2 separate regions of the Homo sapiens genome follow, and region 2 is linked to region 1. The links are chromatin contacts, found by Hi-C or POLR2A ChIA-PET in ENCODE. All regions are on one chromosome and are shown on one strand. Each heading gives the region's core, a stretch centred on a gene start or an enhancer-like site at or near the end of the contact. The rest is flanking DNA. Distances are from core to core; before and after follow the strand shown.

Evidence for each region. A loop is a pair of places that touch in the nucleus more often than their neighbours do. ChIA-PET counts read pairs that join two places held with the same protein, here RNA polymerase II (POLR2A). Pooled maps may share reads with other maps.
Region 2: a map of endothelial cell of hepatic sinusoid shows a loop between it and region 1 (4-fold over the local background). The contact joins two enhancer-like sites. A Hi-C loop is called at or near these places in 37 of 168 maps with a recorded cell type or tissue (GM12878, GM18951, HL-60/S4 and 26 more), 1 of 37 single-sample maps with no recorded cell type and 4 of 50 pooled maps. POLR2A ChIA-PET finds 5 or more read pairs at or near these places in 15 of 52 experiments (A549, AG04449, AG04450 and 12 more).

What each region holds. Positions count from the first base shown.
Region 1 is chr1:39,976,616-39,982,866 of GRCh38, forward strand. No RefSeq gene overlaps it. Among named protein-coding and RNA genes, the nearest start is that of MFSD2A, 25 kb to the left of the region's middle. RefSeq lists an enhancer at 3,758-4,611. Within about 2 kb of position 4,001, at least 5 of the 41 ENCODE cell types and tissues checked have a DNase peak (open chromatin) inside an H3K27ac peak, as active enhancers do; they include mammary epithelial cell and transverse colon, where a contact is called at or near this core.
Region 2 is chr1:39,931,373-39,937,623 of GRCh38, forward strand. No RefSeq gene overlaps it. Among named protein-coding and RNA genes, the nearest start is that of MFSD2A, 21 kb to the right of the region's middle. Within about 2 kb of position 3,024, at least 13 of the 41 ENCODE cell types and tissues checked have a DNase peak (open chromatin) inside an H3K27ac peak, as active enhancers do; they include mammary epithelial cell and transverse colon, where a contact is called at or near this core.

The DNA.
Region 1 (6,251 bases), core at 2,751-5,250:
GTTCAATGTAATAACCACACCACATTGCCTATTTAATTTTAAATTTAAAACGAATTGTTGGGAATAATGTTCAAAATCCTAAGGAAATTGAACACTCAAACACAGGATTCTTAGCAAAGCAATTTTACTTCTGCGCAGAGGGGTGCTTCTCCTTGGCCAGTCGCCATGAGAGCACACCTGAACAATGGAGCACAAGAGCCTTTATTCCTGACGCAAGTCCTGCCCCTGTACCCTTTTCCCATTGGCTGGGATCGGGTCGTACACTCTAAACTAATCCTGGTTGGCTAAACATTTGAACTTTTTTTACATAAGGTGGGCATGTAAGGGAGAGAGGGGAAAGGGAGAGGGGTATCTGCAATAAGCGAGAGAGCTAGTCTTCTTTCCAAATAAGGAAAGGAATGTGAGCTGGTACTGATAACGCCTGGTACTGTGGCGTGTCTGGGCATGTAACAAAAGCAGAAAGGAAGAAAAAAAAAGAAAAAGAAAAAAGGGGTGGGTAGGGGGGTACTATAAATTAAAGAATAAAGGATTGATCAGGCTATTTGAAGAGAAACCTCATCATATCCCACATAATTGAAATCAAATAAATTTAAAAATCAATTCCTCAATCACGCTAATCACATTTTAAGGTCTCATTACCACATGTGACTGTTGGTTACTGTATTATAGAATATGCTGTATCAGAACATTTCAATCATTGCAGAAAGTTCTATTGTTCAGTGTTGACTTAGAAGATACAGTGAAAGAGGTGACCTCATTTATGAGAACAACAAAATGCTTCTGAATAAGAATGAAATAATTCTTTGTCAAACCACATAACTTAGTTTTTGGTCATGGGCCACCTGCATGGACCTCCCTGTATTTCAGGACATAGCTAAAGTATTATCTCTTTGGGAGTCTTTCTTGATGCTTCCAACCTGAGTCAAAGATTCCTCCAGGATCTCCTAGAGCAGAACACAGTTAACCTTCATTATTCACAGATTCCATATTTATGAATTTGTCTACTTGCTAACATTTATTTGTGACCCCCATATTTTTTTCATTGCTAGTGTATAGAAATACAATTAATTTTTTTATTATGAACTTTTTTTTTTTTTTTTTTGAGATGGAGTCTTGCTCTGTCACCCAGGCTGGAGTGCAGTGGCGTGATCTCAGCTCACTGCAGCCTCCACCTGCCGGGTTCAAGCGATTCTTCTGCCTCAGTCTCCCGAGTAGCTGGGATTACAGGCACCTGCCACCATGCCTGGATAATTTTTGTGTTTTTAGTAGAGACGGGGTTTCACTGTATTGGCCAGGCTGGTCTTGAACTCCTGACCTCAAGTTATCCACCCACCTCAGCCTCCCAAAGTGCTGGGACTATAGGCATGAGCCACCATGCCTGGCCTGAACTTTTATTTTAATTTATTTTATTTTATTTTATTTATTTCAGTAGGTTTTTGGGGAACAGATGGTGTTTGATTGCATGAATAATTTCTTTAGTGGTGATTTCTGAGATTTTTGTGCACCCATCATCCAAGCAGTGTACACAGTATCCAATGTGTAGCTTTTATCCCTCACTCCTCTCCCACCCTTTCCCATGAGTCTCCAAAGTCCATTGGATTATTCTTATGCCTTTGTGTACTCATAGCTTAACTCCCAACTCCCATATTAATACTCACGGTCATTCATGGATATGCACAGAGTGGCAAAAATTTCAAGTTGTCTAATGTGCATGTTCCCAGCTGAGGCTGAGCAAAGTGATGCCCTTCTTTTTTTTCACTTGGTGTTGTTTATTTAGTGCCATGTTTTTTCATTTTCATACTTTTTCTTGCCCCAAACAGAGTGCTGAAGTGTTGTCTAGTGTTTCTAAGCACAAGAAGGCTGTCGCTGTGGTTTGAATGTGTCCCCCAAATTTCACATGTTGGAAATTTAATCTCCAAATTTGTATGTTGATTGGAGATGGGGCCTTTAGGAGGTAATTGGGATTAGATAAGATAATCAGGATGGGACCTCTATGATGGGACTGGTGGTTTTACAAGGAGGGGAAGAGCGACCTGACCTAACACTTTTGCATGTGTTGTCCTCCACCATGTTATGATGTAGCAAGAAGGCCCTCACTAGATGCTGACACCATGCTCCTGGACTTCGCAGCCTCTAGAACTGTAAGAAAGAAATTTCTTTTCTTGATAAATTATCCAGTCTCAGGTATTCTGTTATTGCAACAGAAAATAGACTAAGACAGCCGTGATGTGCCTTACAGAGAAAATACATATGTTAGACAAGCTTCATTCAGGCATGAGTTGTAATGAGTTCAATGTCAATGAATCAACAATACCAATTAAATAAGGTGTCTTTAAATAGAAGCACATGTAAAACATGGTTATGTATTGATCATTTAATAAAAGTGTTGTGATCAGACCAGGTGCGATGGCTCATGCCTGTAATCCCAGCACTTTGGGAGGCCAAGGCGGGCAGATCAATTGAGGTCACAGGCTTGAGACTAGCCCGGCCAACATGGCGAAACCCCATATCTACTAAAAATACAAAATTTAAGCCAGGCGCGGTGGCATGCACCTGTAATAACAACTACTCAGGAGGCTGAGGCAGGAGTATCGCTTGAACCTGGGAGGTGGAGGTTGCAGTAAGCCAAGATTGCATCACTGTGGTAGGAGTTATTAAGAAGTTATTTTAGGCCGGGTGCGATGGCTCACGCCTGTAATCCCAGCATTTTGGGAGGCCGAGGTAGGCGGATCACCTGAGGTCGGGAGTTTGAGACCAGCCTGACCCACATGGAGAAACCCCATCTCTACTAAAAATACAAAATTAGCCAGACTTGGTGGCACATGCCTGTAATCCCAGCTACTTGGGAAGGCTGAGGCAGGAGAATCGCTTGAACCTGGGAGGTGGAGGTTGCGGTGAGCCAAGATAGTGCTATAGCACTCCAGCCTGGGCAAGAGCAAAACTCTGTCTCAAAAAAAAAAAAAAAAAAGCTATTTTAGGCAGATAGAGTGGAAAAGGGGTCCTGGGAGAGTTTTCATTTTCAAAGCAGCTCCAAAAACATTTCTTGTCTAGCATGAAAGCCCTGGCTCTTAGACCTGGGCAGCAACCTTTCATACGCAAATGCAGGCCATTAGAAGTTGGGTCCACCCAAACATGGGGATTCCTGCCCTCTTCTTCTTGCCCTTGCCCCATATATGCCTGGCAAAATAGCCACCCCCACATATCTCCATGTGTGTAGAACATCATGGTGCCCTGTATTTGCATATTAAAAGGCTAGGGTGGGAGGGCCAGTTTTTTTTGTGGGCTACATGAATGACATGCCTGGTCAAACTAATCCCCTGAGCCCTATGCAAATCAAACACCGCCTCCTCCAGCCTCTTCATATACCTTGTTAGTATCCATGGCACGTGAGATCTCCTCTCTTGGCTTTGGAGCCCCCCTCCCTCCGTCTCTGTACAAGAGAGCTTCTGCCTTCTTTCTTCTCCCTTCCTTCTTGCCTATTAAACCCTCCGTTCCTTAAAACCACTCCATGTGTGTCCGTGTCATTTTATCTAAACTGGCATGAGGACCAAGAGCCCTGGTGTTTTTTCACTCATCGGAGCCATATCATCACTGTACTCTAGCCTGGGCAACAGAGCGAGACTCCATCTCAAAAAAAAAAAAAAAGTATTATGATCAGAGGCTCTCAGGAACCTAATTTTGTATTTCCCATTTCCCCTAGGAACAATGGTCTAGTATTTGCTAATTCAGTGTTCATGGTGACTGTATGGAATATAATACAAGTCATAAGAACCAACTGTACATGTCTATGTCTCTTCTAGTCTTTGAGTTCCTAGGGCAGGACCCACCTTGGATCACAAGTCTTTGTATATCCAGGATCTAACACAATGCCTAGCACAAAGTGGAGTCATAAATATGTTGAAAAGAATGGAGGCAGGGAAGAGAGGAGAAGAAAGTGACAGGAGGTAGCAGTCAGAGAAGGTTTAGGACTGGGTGTGTTGGATAAGATCTAGAGCCTACCTTTTTCCCTCCAGGGCAGCTGGGCAGGGTTGCGTGGGGCTTATATCTCCAAGGCAATCAAGGAAGTCCCTGATTGCTGTGGCTTAAGGCTCTTTCTGGGGTGAGGCCCAAGCCCTAAAGAGGCCCAGCCCTGCCTGCTCACCATCCAGGAAATTGCCCTTTGTCTGGTAGAAATCCTGTTAAATTAGCCTGGGTTGAGTGGACTGGATTCCTGCCCCAAGGTGATCCAAGGGGGCCTGGGTGGCGTAGGAGGAAGCTGGGATGTCCTAGGGCTACTGAGGGTCAGAGAAATAGGAAAGGGCAGGACTGTTTGCCCTTACTGTGTTTCATAAGAGATGGGGAATGAGTCCTAAAGTCTCTCTTTCTCCTGTCTGCCACTACAGTCACCGCAGTCACTCTCCCAGTACCTTCCCCTTCAGTGACTCCCATCTGGCCCAGGTGGCCATCCGTGTGGCCTCAAAGGATGTCAGTACCAGAGAAGGCCCAAGAACTACCCAGCCTAGACTCCAGGCTCAGAGAGGACAAGGAAGTTGCACAAGGTCACACAGCCAGCCACAGGCAGAAGGAGAGAATCTGTCTCACTCCTAGCTCAGAGTTATTTTTGTTTTCCAACCAATTTTTTTTTTTTTTTGAGACAGAGTCTCACTCTGTTGCCCAGGCTGGAGTGCAATGGTACGATCTCGGCTCACTGCAACCTCCGCCTCCTGGGTTCAAGCAATTCTCCTGCCTCAGCCTCCCAAGTAGCTGGGATGTGCGCCATCACGCCCGGCTAATTTTTGTATTTTTCGTAGAGACGGGGTTTCGTCATTGTTGGTCAGACTGGTTTTGAACTCCTGACCTCAGGTGATCTGCCTGTCTCGGCCTCCCAAAGTGCTGGGATTATAGGTGTGAGGCACCGCGCCTGGCCATTTTTTCCCACCAAATTTATCAGTTCCTTCTTTTCTTTCTTTCTTTATTTCCTTTCTCTCGTTCTTTCTCCCTTTCTCCCTTTCTTCTTCCTTTCTTCCTTTTTCTTTTCTTTCTCTCTTTTTTTTTTTCAAGGTCTCACTCTGTCCCCTAAGCTGGAGTACAGTAGTGTGACCATGGCTCACTGCAACCTCGAAATCCTGTGCTCAACAAATCCTCCTGCCTCAGCATCCTGAGTAGCTGGGACTAGAGGCGTGCCACCTTGCCCAGCTAATTATTTTATTTTTTGTAGAGACAGGGTCTCCCTATGTTGTCCAAGTTGGTCTTAACTGCTGAGCTCAAGTGACCCTCCCTCCTTGGCCTCCCAAAGTACTGAGATTACAGATGTGAACCACCTCCTGGCCTGTCCGTTTCTTAAGAACCAAGACTTTTGTCCTGTGTCCTTCCCTCCCTTTTCACTGCCATCAGGGCTCAGACTCCAGAGCTAGTCCTCCAGCAATCTATGGCTTTCAGCAGATGGGTTTGGCCATTTCTGTTAACACAAAGGGACAACTCATAGTGTGGGAGGGGCTGTTCTACTCCTTGCTGTTCCTTAAAGGAGTAGCAGAGGCAGAGGACGAGACCTAGGCTGTCTAATCCAACCCCACCTGATGCGTGGATGCCTGTGGCTGCCTTCTGCTTGCTCATGCCTTTGGCAGCCAGCTCATTTTGGCTCAAGGCAGCCTGTTTCATTTGTGGAGAAGGGCATAAAAAAAGGTTTCCTTCATCTTGAAAGCTATCTCCTTGTGGCTTGTCCCCACAGATTCTAGATCCTCTCTTTGGCATCTGCACAATACAACCCTTCTCTTTGTCCCATGGAAGACCTGCATAAATTTGAAGACAGATCTTGTCCCTAGAAATGAGATCAAGGCCTGTCATTCTTCTAGTTATACTTGTTTTAGTAGTCTATAAAGACCAAGCATTTATTTTGCTTTTGTAATTAAAAATAAACAAAAAACTCCTTACTTTTCAATGTTTTATTGAGATATAATTTACATTCAGGAGGCTGGGCGCGGTGGCTCACGTCTGTAATCCCAGCACTTTGGGGAGGCCAAGGCGGCTGGATCACCTGAGGTCAGGAGTTCGAGACCAGCCTGGCTAACATGGTAAAACCCCGTCTCTACTAAAAATACAAAAATTAGCCGGGTATGGTGGTGCATGCCTGTAATCCCAGCAACTCGGGAGGCTGAGGCAGGAGAATTGTTTGAACCTGGGAGGCGGAGGTTGCAGTGAGCGGAGATCGCACCACTGTACTCCAGCCTGACAACAGAGTGAGACTCCGTCTCAAAAAAAAAAAAAAAAAAAGA
Region 2 (6,251 bases), core at 1,774-4,273, 46 kb before region 1:
ACTCTTGACCTCAGGTGATCCACTTGTCTTGGCCTCCCAAAGTGCTGGGATTACAGGTATGAGCCACTGCGCCCGGTCTATGTATTTTGTGGTTTTTTTTTTTTTTTTTGAGACAGGGTCTCACTCTGTTGCCCAGGTTGGAGTGCAATCGTATGATCTTGGCTCTCTGCAACCTCTGCCTCCCAGGTTCAAGTGATCTTCCTATCTCAGCCTTCCAAGTAGCTGGGACTACAGGGTGCAACTACTGCACCTAACTAATTTTTCTATTTTTTTTTAAAGACAGAGTTTCACCATGTTGCCCAGGCTGGTCTCGAACTTGTGGGCTCGAGTGATCTGCCTGCCTCGGCCTCCCAAAGTGCTGTGATTACAGTGTGAGCCACTGTGCCCAGCCTCATTCTAATTTCTTGGTTATATCTGCTCACTGGATTGGGAGCTCACGAGGGCAGTGTCCATGTCAGTGTCTAACAAGCCAAAAAAATGTCAGTTGTATGAACAAATGTGTGAAATACACATTCAGGTATCCAGATTTGGGCAGAGTTATAGATTTGGGAGTTATTGGTATAAATATGGTCACTGAGGTGGTGGGAGAGGATGCGGTAAAGAGAAAAGAGAACTAAAGGAAGAGGTCCTCAGAGCTTTATGATTTAAGGTCACGTTGAGGAGATAAAGCCCTAGGATATGGCCGAGAAAGAGACAGAGAGCTGACAAGGACCAGGCAAAGGGCTGCAGAGCAGGCAAGCTCAGAGATCATATGCCTTCCTCCAGCAGCTCACAGTAGACTGGGAGAGGAATCACTTGGGCCTAACCCAGGATGAGGGCAAGGGAAGGTATAGCAAGAGAAATGCCAGCCCTGTGGGAGGAAAAACAAAGTACAACTAGGACAGGCTTCTAGGTGAGGAGAAGATGGAAGGGTGGCAGGATGGATGGTCCTGATGGTGTTAAAAAACAGGTGGCTGGGTTGGGCGTGGTGGCTCACGCCTGTAATCCCAGCACTTTGGGAGGCCAAGGCAGGTGGATCACCCATGGTCAGGAGTTCAAGACCATCCAGACTTATCAATATGGTGAAACCCCATCTCTACTAAAAATACAGAAATTAGCCAGGCGTAGTGGTGCATGCTTGTAATCCCAGCTACTTGGGAGGCTGAGGCAGGAGAATCGCTTGAACCTGGGAGGTGAAGGTTGCAGTGAGCTGGGATAGTGCCATTGCACTCCAGCCTGGGCAACAAGTGTGGAACTCCATCTCAAAAACAAAACAAAACAAAAACAGGTGGCCGGGTGCAGTGGCTCACGCCTGTAATTTCGGCACTTTGGGAAGCCGAGGCAGGCAGATAAGCTGAGGTCAGGAGTTTGAGACCAGCCTGGCCAACATAGTGAAACCTCATCTCTACTAAAAATACAAAAATTAGCTGGGTGTGGTGGTGTGTGCCAGTAATCCCAGTTACTTGGGAGGTTGAGGCAGGAGAATCGTTTGAACCTGGGAGGCAGAGGTTGCAGTCAGCTGAGATCATGCCACTGCACTCCAGCCTGGGCGACAAAGCGAGACTCCATCTCAAAAAAAAAAGAACAAAAACCAAAAACAGGTGACAGGCCAGGCGTGGTACCTCATGCCTGTAATCCCAACACTTTGGGAGGTGAAGGTGGTTAGATGGCTTGAGCCCAGGAGTTTGAGACCAGCCTGGGCAACATGGCAGGAGCTCGTCTTTACCAAAAATAGTATCCAAAAATTAGCTGGGCATGGTGGTGGGTACCTGTAGTCCCAGCTACTCAGGAGGCTGAGATGGGAGAATCGCTTGAGCCCAGGAGGCGAAGGTTGCATTAAGCTGTGATTGCACCACAGCACTCCAGCCTGGGCAACAGAGCAAGACACTGTCTCAATAAAAAACAAAAACAACTACAACAACAACAAAAAAAAAAACAGGTGACATGAGAAGGAATGCAGGTGTGAGTGAACAGAAGAGAATTTGACATTTTTCAGGGTGTGACCAGGCTACATCATGCCCAGGATAAAAAACAATTTCAGGCCAGGCATGGTGGCTCATGCCTGTAATCCCAGCACTTTGGAAGGCCGAGGCGGGCGGATCACTTGAAGTCAGGAGTTCAAGATCAGCCTGACCAACATGGTGAAACCCCATCTCTACTAAAAATACAAAAATTAGCTGGGCGTGGTGGCACGTGCCTGTAGTCCCAGCTACTTGGGATGCTGAGGCAGGAGAATCGTTTGAACCCGGGAGGCGGAGGTTGCAGTGAGCTGAGATCATGCCACTGCACTCCAGCCTGGGGGACGGAGCAAGACTCCGTCTCAAAAACAAAAAACAAAAAACACCCAATTTCACCAAATAGTGTTTTTCTGGCTCTGCAGGACCCTGCCTCCCTCAAATTCCTTCTGGAGAGCTCTGGGAATCCCAGAGGCTTTTCATATATGCAGAGAGAATTAGCTCATGAGGCCCCCTCCCCATTTTCCCCTTTTCCTGCTCCAGGTCTCAGTGGAGTTGACCCTTGTCAATGCCAATACCCACAGAGAGCCCTGCTGCTGGAGAAGCTTAAAGGGGGCCTGATGTGACTTCTGGTCTCTTCCTCGGTCTGCACTGAAGCCACGACTGCCCAAAGTCAAGGACACTAGTATTGAGGGAAGTAGTGGTCAAGGGCCCAGTGTTCTAGAATCAGGAGATCCAGGTTTCCAACCTGGCTCTGCAGTTCACTAGTTCTGTGACCTTAAGCAAGTTGATTAATTTCTCTGAGCCTCTGCTTCCTTATCTGCAGAGAGGAGGGTAATAAAGAACCTACCTCACGGGGTTGTTGTGAAGTTAGAATGAACAAATGCATGTACACCACTTAGCACGGTGCCTGGCATAGACAGAGTGGTTAACAAATGTTGGTGATTATGATTTTTATTATTATAGTCATTAATTCATTTAACAAGCAAGCTCTAGGCATTCTCCCACATGTACCCAGTACGTCAGCCAAAATGTATTTCCTGATATTTCCCAACATTTAACATGTTTCCTCATCCCGCTGTGGCTTTGCACATGTGGTTTGTTCTGCCTGGATTGCCCTTCACTCCCCATCTGCCTGGCAAACTTGCCCTTTGAGCCTCAGCTAACGCCTGGTCTCCTTGAGGCGCTTGCCTGGACCTCCCACACTGGATGAGACTCCTCCTCTGGTCTTGCGCATGACCAGGGCTCATTGCACAACCCCAGAGGAGACGAGTCATACGGACCCCCAGAGTTGTGCAATGTGGCAACTTTGCCCATATTTTTCCTCTGTTTTCTTCTATCATAATTTTTATCACACTCTTACTGCAATGATTTATTTACCTGTTGGTTTCTCCCTCAGACTCTGAACTCCTCGAGGACTCTGACACAGAGTCAGGGCTCAGTAAGTGCCTGCCTGAATGAAGGGATCCTGGCCCAGTTCCTGAACCCAGAAGCTGCAGCCTGGTCAGGGAGACAGAATGAATCAACGTGAGACATGTCAAGAACTGAGCATGACTAGAGGTTCACACCCCTGAGGCTTTCCTAGGAGAGACCAACAGAGCTGTAAGGGAGGATGTGGTGGTCAGAGTGGGAGACTGGAGTGGAGATGGAAAGAATGAGGAGGTACTTAGAAAATCCAATAGCGGTCGGGCGTGATGGCTCACGCCTGTAATCCCAGCACTTTGGGAGGCCGAGGCGAGCAGATCACCTGAGGTCAGGAGTTCGAGACCAGCCTGGCTAACATGGTGAAACCTCATCTCTACTAAAAATACAAAAAATTAGACGAGCATGATGGTGTGCACTTGTAATCCCAGCTACTCGGGAGGCTGAGGCAGGAGAATCACTTGAACCCAGGAGGTGGAGGTTGCAGTGAGCCGAGATTGCGCCATTGCATTCCAGCTTGGGCAAAAAGAATGAAACTCTGTCTCAAAAAAAAAAAAAAAAAGAGAAAAACCAATAGCTAACACTTCTGGATTGTTCTGCTTAGGGGTGGAAGAATTTCAGCCCCCTCCCCCATGATTTTCATCTGGTCTAAGGTAAAGAAAGTACATTTCAAAGCTCTTACAAGGACATTATGTATCCAGGGAGGGCCACTGTGGGTTGATGCTCTTTACTAGGCCCATTTTTTGCACAGGATAGGTGGAGGCACAGCCTGGAAGCAGGACAATGCACCCAGAGCATCTGACATCACCCTGAAAAATAATTTGAGTGTTAGCCCCACTGCAGGCAGGGATCAGACTATAGGGCTCTTAGGAAAATGTTTCTCTTCCTCAGGATGGATTTAGACTGCATCTTTGCTGAGAATAAACACTTGTCTTTTGTAAGGGTGTATGTGTCTGTATATTGGATCTGCATTTAAGCACCCTACGGTCATCCTCACTTGCTCTAAAAGGCCAAGTCTGAACAATGAGGAGGAGGCATAGCTCATCACTTCTCATTGGTAGAAAGACATTAAAGGAACAGGACCACGAGGATCAAAATTGCCAAGCCTACCCTAGACTGTTTGGCTGAAACCTATTTTCTGCACCCTTCCATCCTCCTTCTTTGATACTATTCTAGACTCATGGGAAGAAGAAATACTCCTACTAAGTGTTTCTTATCCTTTTGATCCTATTGCATGTGGCTTACTAGGTGAGGTTTCCTGCACAGAGTCTGGTGGATATTTTGCCCAGTGGAGAACTGAAAAGGTAGTCTTTTTGTGGGTGTGGAGAGGGAGGATCTGAGATGAGAGAACAAAGTTAGGAACCAAGTGTACCCATGAGGGACGCTGTGAAAAACTATAACAGGTTTTGGTTGTTTTTTCCTTGGGCAGTTATGTGATATGTGCAATTTTAAATTATTTCTTCTAGTTGTATTTTCCTACAAGAATTCCTGCCTCTTCGGGAAGTCTTGCATGCACATGGGCCTTGAGTTTGTGGCGCTAGAGGGGCAAGTCAGGGGGTGGGCAAATAAAGGGGGTGTAGCCCACTCCTGGCCGTCTCCTGTGGAAGTCTATGTTAAGGAAACTTCCTTGACAGGCGAGCGTGACCAGCAGTACAGCTGCGGATGAATCCTGCTGGGTGGGAGGCTCAGGCAGAGGTGGGAGGAAGGGGACCCTGACGGGGAACAAAAGGGGTGCAGTTTTCTGTAAAGGACAAGGCGATCAGGATAAGAGGCAGGGCTCCAGAAGAGGCTTAGGAGAGCCCTGGAGAGACTGTTCTGGGGACTGAGAGCTTCAAGTCTAATTCCTGGCTGGAATGGAGGGTGGGGCAAAGTCTCTGAGAATGAGGTAGGACAGTGATGGGGGGAGCTCCTCAGACTCAGTCCCGGGCCCTGGTTGCTGCCTACCCACCCTGCCTTCCCTCGTGGAGCCAGGCTGTGGGCCTGCGCTTAGGCTTCCTTACTGCTCTCTGCTCTGCAGAAACATCCTTGATAAGCAGGATGGCTTCTGGCCACCTCAGGATACACTCTTGTGCCACCTGCCCTATGCTTTACCTACCGCTTTTTCCTGGTGGCCAGGGGAGTCCTTACGCAGCTTGAGGAAGTCTACTACCACTTTCACTTTGACCATCTCTCCTAGAGGGAGGGGGCAAGGCTGAAAGTTTTGAGGAAGAGGAGTGGAGAGAAGGGACAGGCTCAGGAAGTTACCACTCTCCCTTCTGTGACCCTCTCCCCCAACCCCCACTTCCCATCATAAGCTTAGAGCCTGGAGTTTAGAGGACAGAGACCATAGCTTACTGCTTAAGGTCTAGAACCCAGCCCAGCCCAGCCCAGCCCAGAGCCTAGATCCAGAGCCCTGAGCTCAAAACCCATCCTAATGCTCATACCAAAACCTAGAGCCTAGAACCCAAAGCCCAAGCCAGGCTGGTCCTAGTCTAAGGTCCAGCTCAGAATCCAGAACTAAAGCCCAGAGCCCAGAACCCAGACCACAGAACTACAAGCACAACACAGTCCAGGCACAAAGTCCAGCCAGGTCCAAAGACCAGAGCTCAGAACTTGGAGCCAAGCCCAGGATCTACAGCCTAGCCCACAGACCCAGAGCCCAGAATTCAGACTAAAGCTAAGCCCAGTCTGGGGACCAGAGGAGCCCAGAGTCCAGCTCAGAACTCACTCCAAAGAACCTAGGATAGACTCCATCTTAGCTCCAGAACTGAGTCCAGCCTAATAGTCATTGTGGCCTAGAATCCTAACCCCAGCCTAGCAGTTCCTTGATGCTCCTCCTAGAGGCAGCCCCAAAGAAAGAAGCCAAGCCTGCACATTCAGGAGGGGAGATTCCAGACCCCAACCCTACTACTGGCA